2 separate regions of the Homo sapiens genome follow, and region 2 is linked to region 1. A link is an interaction called in ENCODE POLR2A ChIA-PET data of the cell type or tissue named here. Cell type or tissue: GM12878. All regions are shown on one strand. Links, peaks and the distances in the headings refer to the core of each region. The heading gives the core; the rest is flanking DNA.

What was found. Peaks named below come from ENCODE experiments on the same cell type or tissue, not always from the same donor. Only the 100,000 strongest peaks of a DNase experiment are listed, where the experiment ranks them.
Region 2: POLR2A ChIA-PET joins it to region 1 with 5 read pairs; 1 of 35 experiments calls an interaction of 5 or more read pairs at or near these places.

What each region holds. Positions count from the first base shown.
Region 1 is chr4:14,150,049-14,155,576 of GRCh38, reverse strand. No RefSeq gene overlaps it. Among named protein-coding and RNA genes, the nearest start is that of LINC01085, 41 kb to the right of the region's middle. In GM12878, for the core only: no CTCF peak of the experiment used is centred there; a DNase peak (open chromatin) is centred at 2,486.
Region 2 is chr4:14,429,429-14,434,956 of GRCh38, reverse strand. No RefSeq gene overlaps it. Among named protein-coding and RNA genes, the nearest start is that of LINC01085, 320 kb to the right of the region's middle. In GM12878, for the core only: no CTCF peak of the experiment used is centred there; a DNase peak (open chromatin) is centred at 3,336.

The DNA of each region.
Region 1 (5,528 bases), core at 187-5,186:
ACGCCCACTGCCCCTCATGTGTAAATAAAGGAGTGGATAATGATAATGAAAATCACAGGTCTATTTACTGAGCTTGCTCCTTAGAGCATGCTGTGCTAAACATGTTATGTGCATTATCTGATTTTGTTTCTCAGAAACAGCTCCAGATAGTGGGATTTATTATTCCCATCTTACAAATGAGAAAACTGAGGCTTAGGGAAGGTAAATAGCTAGTAAGTGACAGAACTGGCTCTCTATCCCAGATCTGTTTCTCTAAAGGGAGGATCATTTTGTTAAATTCTTTCAATATTCATCTATCCAACCAATATTACAAGAAGCCTTCCAAATGCCACACCTGGCTTTAGGCTCTGGGAACATAGCATTCCACAGAGGAGGCAGCATTTTTTTTGTTTCTGTCTGTCTCTGTCTCTGTCTCTCTCTCTGGACTAGTAATTATGGTAGAAGAGGACATATGATAAAGAAGAAAATGGCAGGTAATAATGAAGCTGGCGAGATGGGACAATACATGGAGAGAGCCCTGTGGCTGCTTGGACTTTCAGTTTGGAGGAATGAGCTGAGACCGGAATGAGAAGAGGTCTGGCAAGTGAGGCTCTTTGGGAAGAACATTCTAGGCAGAGGAAACAGCTCACGGCTTAAGTGAAACAAGCTAATCTGCTTCCAGGTTCAGGTGGAAGGCTGGTGGGACCAGAGCCTGGGTGAGGAAGGGGAATACAGTAGGGAAAGAAATCCCCAAATCAGGCAGGGCCATGTTGCGTGGGCGCTGTAGACCAGGATAGGGAGATTGGCTTTTTTTTTTTTTTTTTTTTTTTTTTTGAGATGGAGTTTCACTCTTGTTGCTCAGGCTGGAGTGCAGTAGCATGATCTTGGCTCACTGCAACCTCCGCCTCCCATGTTCAAGTGATTCTTCTGCTTCAGCCTCCCAAGTAGCTGTGATTACAGGTGCCCAACACCACACCTTGCTATTTTTTTGTATTTTTTTTTAGTAAAGACAGGGTTTCATCATGTTGTCCATGCTGGTCTCGAACTTGAGACCTCAGGAGATCCACCCACCTTGGCCTCCCTAAGTGCTGGAATTACAGGCAGGATCCACTATACCTGGCTGTGAGTTTGGCTTTTATGAAGGTATTTGAGTGGCCACTGGCAGGGTAGAGATGTTAAGTGGAGGAGTTTTATATTATTTACGAGTTTTAGGATTCAGAATTGATTACAAGATGGGGAAGGACTGAGTACAGAAGCAGGAAGAACCATAACTGGGCTGCCACGGTAACACCGGGGCAGTAGGAGTGTTACTTCTGCCTGGGTGGGCAGTGTCCAGGAAGGGAACAGGATGTGCCTCTCATTTGAGATCTTTCTAGAAAGTTCAATAGGATTTCATCAGGCAGAGAAAAGATGAAGGGTGCTTTAGTTAGAGGGGACAGTGATTGCAAATGTACAGACATCTCTTAAGTACACAGTGTGTGTAGGAAACAGTAACAGTTTATCTCCAGATTGTGGTGGGGTCTAAAAAGTCAGGAGCAGACAGTGAGGGGCCTGGAGCAGGTGCATCTCCTTCCCATAGGATGTCTCTCACTGTGCTAATAAGCAAAAGGCACTGCTTCCTCCAGGTGGATGGGGCCCCAAACCAGAGTACATGGGAAGGAAAAGCAGTAATGATAATCAGTTCTGCCTTTCTTCCTGAGCTCAGTCAGAGCCCCATCAAGAAGAGAGTGCAGAAGTCTCTAATTTCGCTTACCTATCCCCACCCCAACCTCACCCTAACACCCTCTCTCAGGGCCCATTCTGGGCACTTGCTCAGTCTACTGGAATCCATACTGAAACATACCTCATGGAATCAATATCTATCCCATGTATGCAATAGTAATCTAAACCTAGTCTGTGGTCCCAGGACTGATACCATCATCAATAGCTCCATTCCAGAAGTTTGTTGAAGATCCTTGCTCCTCAAAATGTGGCTCACCAAACAGCAACATTGGCATAAGCTAGGAGTACATTAGAAATGCAGAATCTCAGGCTGGACTCTGGAACAATTAAACCAGAATCTACATTTTAATAAGATTTCTCAGATGAGTTGCGTGCATGTCTGAGTGTGAAAAACACCAGTCTAGATAAGCCTGTCCTTGCTAATGGTAAATCCTGCCTGAGAAATCCAGAATGGGTTGGAAATGTGCAGAAACCCACAGTGTGCTGTAGGGGGATGAGCTGTGGTGTGTCGGGGCAAAGATAGACGATGGATTTTTTATTCCCCTTACCAGCTGTGCTAGTGACACAGAGATGTGGGTCAAGAAGTGTTCTCAGGCCTGTGTCCCTGCCTGTGTTCCCTGCCTGTGTCCACCTGAAAACATACTTGGTTAAAGAGATGCAAACTTAAGTTTAAAAGGCTATACTAACAAATAAATGAATTTCCTTGAAGAAAAGTATAAGATTTTCCCTCGTTGTCTCAGAAGATTGTACACTGAACAGAATAGATATATAAAGAAAGTGAGAAATGTCTAAATCACTGAATGTCTGCAGGAAATACCCAGTGAGTTAACTATTCACATGGAGTTTGAGTCACTCTTGTGCACCTGGGGAATCCACTCTTTCATTATGCTGTGTTATTGATGTACAGGTAGAAACCCCCTCTATACAATATTTTTTTTCATTAAACTTACCATCTTTTAACACATTATATAATTTCCTAATTTTAATGTTTGGGTCTGAATATTTTCAGTGTGAAATCAGAGTGAGGTGGGCTCCAGTCTGAAGCATTAGATCAGAGGGAAGACATTTTTTAAAACCCTAAAATATTAAATTGCCACTCATTGTATGTGAAATGTGCCTTGAAGCTCATGCAACTTTTTTATTTTAGTGTTAGATGGGATGCTGCTGTGTCTTAAATCTTTGCAAGAAAAAAATCAATTAGCATTGTAGAGCTGGTAATTCTACACTATATTCTGCAACAAGGGGAATGACAGAGAAAGAGCAATTTAGGCTGATAGCTACATCAACCATAGTACAGTTGATTAAAAATTTAACAGTTTTTCTGATGAATGTCCTAGCTCAGATTTGGAAAACACTGACGAATTTAATTTTCCACTGAATAAATAATCATTTTATAAGCCATGTATAATTCATGTAATGGCAATGTTATGGGCTGTTTAAAAACAACTGCTACTAAACAGTTAACACTCTGTAGCAAGCAGAGGCTTGTAAAGGATCATTATTGGAATTAGTTGGCACCCGTTAACAGAGAATGGGTTTCCATCTTCTGAATTTTTAAAATGAAATGACTTCAACCTTTTAATATAAATAACATCCGACCCCTCAACCATCACCAAACACACACACACACACACACAAAATTGTGAATTGGGGAAAGCATTATTTGTTTTGTTCTAACCTGGTTTTTCAGTGGAATAGCATGGAGCAAAAGTTTCAGCTTTCCCAAGCTCAGTTTTCTTACCTGGAGGATGGAAATGGGAGTGCCTACCAAATAGCATTATTGGGGGAAGTTAATGAAGTGATGCTTCTGAATTCACAGTGAGGTCTGGTGTTATACCTTTACACCAGCTGTCCCTTCTAGCCATCTCCTGGGTATCTACAGGAACAGTCCTTCACTTTTTGCAGAATTTGCTCAAATAACCCAACAAAACACATGCAGGCAACCCAATTTAAAATTTCAAACCGAATTTTGTACCACCGCCCCCTTTATCTTCTTTCTCTGTTTTATTTTCCTTGTCCTATTTACTGTTAACATACTGTAGAACTTATTTTACTTATTATTATTACATATTTTATTCTTTATTAATTATTTGATGTTGTTCCTCTTTCTTTCACAAGGAAAAGGTAAGCTGCAAAAAAAAAATACTTTTTTATTGTTTTATTCCTTGATGTCCTCCAGGACAGGGCTTGGCACATAATAAATGCTCAAAAAATATTTGATGAATGAGTGAATGCTTCAGATATTTTTAATAATATTCTGTTTTCCGCACTGTAACAGAGGTTATAGACTCACTAGATGGAGTTATAGAAAATGCAATTTCTTGGGAAACATTCCGAGATATTCTACAGTCAGGGTAGTACCTAAGAATCAGCATTTTTCATGCACATGGGCAAAGGCCACAGTTTGAGAAGCATTACAATCCTGGCTGTGAGGCCTTAGCTCTGTACCCATACCACCTAACCCAAGGCCTGGCACATATGAACTTACCAATCCACAACCAGTCTTTAGTATTAATTTTTCAGACATACCTGGAGCATGAAGTATGTGTTCATTTGGATTCCGTACCCATGTGTTGGCAAACCACCCAAACCCTCACACAGAGGCAAACCTTGCTGCTACCTTCCTCTACCAGTGGACAGGGAGGCAGCCTGAAAATGAAATACAATTCTTCCAAGACTCTTTTGTTCAATGGAACTTCCTCTTCTTGGATCCCTTACAATCCACTCTTTCAACTGTATTAAGATCTTGGAGTTTGAACTTAGATCCGTGTGATTTTGATCAAATTGCTCAATCTCCCAAAGGCTTTATTTTTCTACAAGAGTGACTGATGAGTCTAGACCTTCCTCTCTTCTTCTCAAGATTGTCACAAAGATCAAAATATTTAAAATAATGTGATCTATACGATAGCAGTATGAATTGTAAAATGCAAAACAATAATATGAATAGCGGGGCTCCTACATGGAGACCTGTACATCATTTTATCAATGAATTCAGTTCACATGTCAGAGAGAACTTTGTAGCAGAGATGTAAAGATTTAGAGATATTCCTGTTTAGTGGCTCCTAGATAGCACTGCACAGAGATCTGCCTGGAGATTATTAGAGGTGGATATTCCAGGGCCCCAGTGCTAGAGATTCTCGGTCCATTGGTCTGAAATAATGCTGCGGATCTCCATTTTTACCCAGCACCTGCCACAGCCAATTCTAAAGCTGAGCTTTTAGATGCTAACTTCTGAAACATAGCTTGGTGAGCTCTGGGCTAATCAACTTTTCTTTAAGAGGAGGAACCTAGGACAAAGGAAGGGAGTCACATGTAGTGAGGTGACAGTGCATGGGGAACACAAGAGTAGGGATCCACTGGGCATTTCATGTCAGATTCTAATTCACCTCTGAGTGCCACTGAAGCTTAAAGTCACGTAAATCCACTGGGAGAAGTGATGGCGTGAAATGGGAAATGAAATCACAAAACAGGACCCAAGACTACAGAGAACAATTTTTCTTGTTTTCACCATGTAAAAAGGTAGATGCCTGAAGAATCTTTGGGCTGCATACATGGCATCAGCTAGGATTAAAGGGAGCATCCCAGGGCAAACTAACTTACCTAGATGAGCTGAAGGAAAAGAAGTTGCAAAAAAAGAAGGTCTGTGAACAGTTGGGTTTGGAAATCACACTGGGGAGAGAGTAAGATTGATTTGTTGTTGTTGTTTATTTTGTTAGCTATAGCAATCAGTATGCCTGTAAGCCTTTAAGGAAACCATATGTTTACCTTAAAGTATAAGACTTCTCTTTTGTACTTGGCAAAAGATGTGGATTCTTATCTAGCTGGAC
Region 2 (5,528 bases), core at 318-5,317, 280 kb before region 1:
GCTATTGACAGGTAATAACTCCAACCTTTGGTTAAATAAATAAATAATTAAGTCACAATTCTTCAGGTGGGCAATATTGAATAAATGCAGCTAGGCCCTTCTTCTGATATTAGTTAAGCTCCTTCATGCGTCTGTGATCAGCTATCAGTGGACTAAAAGGTTTGGCTGATCTTGTCTGAGACTTTCCACATGTCTTACTGGAACTACTGGACTAGTTCAGCTCTGTTGTGTGTGTCTCATTCTCCAGCAGACTAGCTTGAAGTAATTCACATGGCATCTGCAAGGGTTTAAGTGAGACCTGACACAATGGCATTCCATCAGATTCTACTGGCCAAGACGAGTCACAAGCCCAGCCAAGATTCAAGGGCTGGAGAGTAAGTTTCACCACTTGATGGAAGCTGCTAAGTCACATTGCAAAGGGCATAGATTAAGGGACCAGGGGAGGTCAATTGGTACATTTTTGCAAAAACTCAAACATATCCTTAATTTCTACTGGTAGTTTCTTTGAACAATCCTTACTTAGTTTTTGTGGGGTAAACATAATGAGAAGAGGAAAAATGTCATGTTGTTCTCCTTAATGGACAAATCCTTGGCCTAATGCAATCTATTTGCATTTCTAGTGTTCTGTTTCTTTGACCCAAGGGAGAGATTAGGTGATATCAGCAAGATGTTCTGTACGTTTTTGTAACTTCTGCAGCTTTAAATTTGTTTTCATCTTTGAATTCCACAAATGTGTACTGAGTGTCTATTATGCCCCCAGATACTCTTCTATGTAGTTGGATTATATGAGTGAATAAAACTATCAACTACCTGCCCACGTGGAGACAACATTCTAGTGGCGGAGAAAGGTAATGTATGATTGATACAATAAACAATTATATTTTGTTTAAAGGTGATAAATGTGGAAAAAGAAAAAAAAAAAACTAGAGCAGAGAAAGAGGCATTGGGGTGATGAGACAAAAGAGGGCTGGCTTAGGCTTCCCTGAGAAGGTAATCTTCATCTGAGATTGGAGGTGAGAGAGTGAGTCGTGGAGATACCTGGCCACCTGGAGTGTTCTAGGGTAACAGAAGGCCAGGAGGCAGGAGATCACATGACATGTCTGGGGCACAAGAAGAAAGCTGGTGTGGCTGAGGTGCAGTGAGCAAGGAAAAGAGTTCCAGGAAATAAAGTCAGGAACAAGAATAAGAAAACAGGCTAGATTCTGCTTTTATAAATAAAGTTGTATTGGAAAACCCCCATATTCATTTGTTTATGTATTGTCTATGGCCAATTTCACACCTCAGTTGTATAACTGAGCAGCTGTGATAGATCATAATGGCTCACAAGGCCTAAAACATGTACTCTTTGATCCTATACAGAAAAACGCTTGCCAACCTCTGAAATAGGATCTTCTAAGTTATTGAAGATTTTTCTCTTTTATTCTAATGGAAGTGGAGGAATTCCATCATATGACAGACTTCATTAAAAATCACACTGATTTCTGGTGAGAAGGGGCTCTAGAGAAGTAAGGGGACATGTCTAAGAGGGGCCAGTTAAGAACCATTGTGACAATCTAGGCAGAGGGCGGTGATTTGGATCAGAGTGAAAGCAGTAAGGTGGTGAAGACGAGTAAGAATCTGGTTATATTTGGAAAATAGAATAGTCTACAGGTTCTTTTGTTACAGGAGGAGCCCCACTCAACCGCCAGAAGAATAAAGGAACACAGTTGTACCATTTGAATTTGACATTAGGACAGCTACCGGGACCCAGGAGAAATGACTCACCTAAGCTCACTTGAACTCTTCAGAGCCAGAGGATCAGTCTCATGGTGTTTGGCTGAGTGGTCCATCAGCCTAACAGTCCCTGTGTGTGTTCCTGACCCTTTCTCTATTCTCACACCTCTTTTTGCCTCTGCTGCAGAGGACCAGTGGCTGTCCTTTCTAAATAGCTGTTTGTCCTTTTTATAAAATTTATATTACTCTAAGTTCTGGAATACATGTGCAGAATGTGCAGGTTGGTTACATAGGTATACATGTGCCATGGTGGTTTACTGCACCTATCAACTCGTCATCTAGGTTTTAAGTCCCGCATGCATTTGGTATTTGTCCTAATGCTCTCCCTCTTCTTGTCCCCCAGCCCTGACAGGGCCTGGTGTGTGATATTCCCCTCCCTGTGTCCATGTGTTCTCACTATTCAGCTCCCACTTATGAGTGAGAACATGCAGTGGTTGGTTTTCTGTTCCTGTGTTAGTTTGCTGAGAATGATGTCTTCCAGCTTCATCCATGTCCCTGCAAAGGACATGAACTCATTCTTTTTCATGGTTGCATAGTATTCTGTGGTGTATATGTGCCACGATTTCTTTATCCAGTCTATCATTGATGGGCATTTGGGTTGGTTCCAAGTCTTTGCTACTGTAAACAGTGGTGTAATAAACATATGTGTGCATAAGTCTTTTTTAAAAAAATCAAGCTCAGTGTTCTGTGTTTCATTAATTCAAGGCTTTGCTGTCTGCCTATAGAATTTCACTACAAGGAGCAAACGTGCCTTTGTGACCAGGTCCCTGACTGCAAGTCCCGGTTCTATGACCTCGGCTAAGCTATTTAAACTCTGTGTACCTCAGTATTTTAACCAATAAAGCAGAGGCCTAATTGTATCTGCTCTGTCATGAGAATTAAATGTGATCATTTCTATTCAGTGATGTTCTAGTAATTAGTTACTGGCACGTAGTAGGCTTTGAGTAAATATAAATTCATGGATGATTTTTCTTTGGGTTATTTTTCTTTTCCAAGGGAGGGATCCTCTGATTTGTATGGGGAGAGTGTTTTTTGTTTTTTTTATAGCCACCCTGGAGTCAGAATGTCCTCAGTTCACCCTGGCTGGTGGATTATTGCTTGCAAATTTGAAACTTTTACAGATTTGCTGTGAGGTAGGATCAAGTAATATCACAGGCCAGGCTGGGCTACTGCAGGGAGGACATCGTGGTGCAGGTTATTCATGAAGTGCTGCATAATCAGGGCCTGCAGACAGAGATACCAGGCTCTGGGAGCTGGTTCAATTGAAGAGCTGTGCAGTGAGACCAGCCCTGCTTAGAGAGCTGGAGGATAGAATCTGTTCCCGGAAGTAGGGGATTCTTGAGATCATTGGCCACCTATTGAGGGGTTGGGATAGGAGGTTGTTTGCAGTTGGAGAGGCAGTGGGAGAAGGAGCAGCAGGAAATGGCAAGTTTTTAATAGAAGGAAGAATAACATACCTAGCTCTTTTAATTTGAAAATGAGATCTATTCCAGGCTTTCTGATGATGCAGTCTAGATAGTAAAACCCAACGAGGTTGTGAAAAAAATTATGTGGCCCTGCATTTCCCTTTTCTCTTTTGAGAAGCTCTGAAGGTGTGAAAAAATCAGTAGAGTGTGACTTTAATTTTTATAACTTCAGCACTGTATTTCTTTCCTATTTTCAAGGCAGTGCATCCTCAAAGAAAATTCAACATCAAAAAATTTTAGAAAACATTTTCTGTCACCCAACACATATGGCTCCACTGTTAATGTTTCCATGTTTTTGTTTCAGTTTACTTAACATGCATAATCTGTAGACCCCAACTTTGTAAATCAAGGTTCTTGGGGTTTTCCACAATCACTTTTCTGCCAAGAGTCACATATTTCACAGATGTCTCCTCAGGACAAATTTAGCCACCTGTTCAAGTGTCATTGAACTTTTATATGTCACTGGAAAATGACTTGTCTTTTTCAAAGAAATAAAGTCATTTTTACTTTTCAAAAGTCACTTCCTTGCACAATACATTGACAGCAGCAAAACTTTGTGATATCAAATCAGAAATGTCAGCTAGGTTTAATAGGCTTTGCAAAATACGTTTTCTAAGTCACTTTAAGAAACATTACATATTATGCAGTTTTGTATCCTTTTCTTGTCGTTATAGTGAAACAGTTTTCTTAACAAAAGTACTTATGCAACCCTCTCTTGGTAGATATTGTGACTGCTTCAGATTTTGGCCACCATATATACTGTTGTAACGCACATTGTTGTGAATAAATATTTACTGCATCTTTAGTATCTCCTAAGGATAAATTCCTAGTAAAGAAATTAAAAGTCCCAAAAGGTATAACTTTAAAAAAAAACTCAGATAGGCAGACATAGAGATATTTAGATAGAAACAGAGCTATATAGAGATATGAATAGAAAATTGAACTACTTTTCAGAACAGTTGAATAAATACTCCCAAACCCACACCAAGCCCATGTGGAGATGTAGTAGGTTCCTCCTCACCAGCAACAGGATGAAGCAGTAGACTTGTAAAATAGCTATGAGAATTTCCCATAGAAAAATTGTTTCATCATTCCTTCTGTTTTCACTTCTGTTACACTGGTAAGGTTGAATATTGTCCTTATATTTATTGGCTATTTTTTAATTCGTCTATAATGTTCTGTTCAAGTCCTTCAGCCATTGATATTCCTAATTTTAAGTGCTTTTTCCATTGATTTGTATAAACTGTTTGAACGCTAACGATATTTTCTTCTTGTGCTTTAATGTCAAACACTCTATGAAGTTATTTTAATTTTGCACATGGTATCTTTGACATTTAAAATATGTAGGCATTCAAATCCTTCACAAGTCTCCTTTGATTTTCTCTACAGTTCTTAAGATACTTTCATCCCGAGATCATTCAAATAGCCACCTCTATGTTAAAATACTTTTGTGCTGTATTTTTGACATGTGGTGATGAGGTAGAAATTTCAGGTGAGAGATGCTAGAGAGATAGGCAGGAGATCACACACAAGGTAGCATTAAACAATTAGGAAAGAAGCAAAAGTGTCTAACACTGTTTCATTTCTTTGAGTCCCTAGTTGGGGGGGAGGGGGCGGGGTTTAGTTTTGTTTCACCTGTTTTGTTTTAAGTAATAATTATTGTTCTGTACTAGTTCCTTATCATCTCATTACTGGATTGTTACAACCACAACCTAATTTTCTCGCCACACTTCCAATCTTTTCCAACTCCAATCCCTTCTGCAATCCCTTAAAGCCAAGGTGATCTTTCCAAGATAAAAATCCAAACTTTTAACTTTCCAATTAAAATTTTTCATCAGATTTAATGTGCAAAGTCATAGCATGGCATCCTGGTCCCTGACATCTGGTCCCCATCTACCACTCCAGTCCCTATCCTGCCTTTCTTCATCTCCTACCTTATATCCTCAGGATACCATGCTGTTTAAGATGTGGTGTCTTTGCTCGTGATGTTCCCTCTGCTTGAAATGTTCTTAATTCTCAGGCCAACCAACAACTCCCCCAGAAAGTGACTACTTAAACATACACTATACTAAGTGACTTTCTTTTTATTTGTGGACCTTGAGCTGAACTTTATCTTATAATATGTTATATTGAAATTCAACTATGTGCATTTATCGCCCATTAGACCATAACTACCTAAACATCAGGGACTCTTACTTTCTCTGTGCGACCACTGCTGAATATAGTCTTAGCACACCTAAAGTGTTCAATATCATGCAACTCTTAAAAGACTGACATCCACTTAATGCC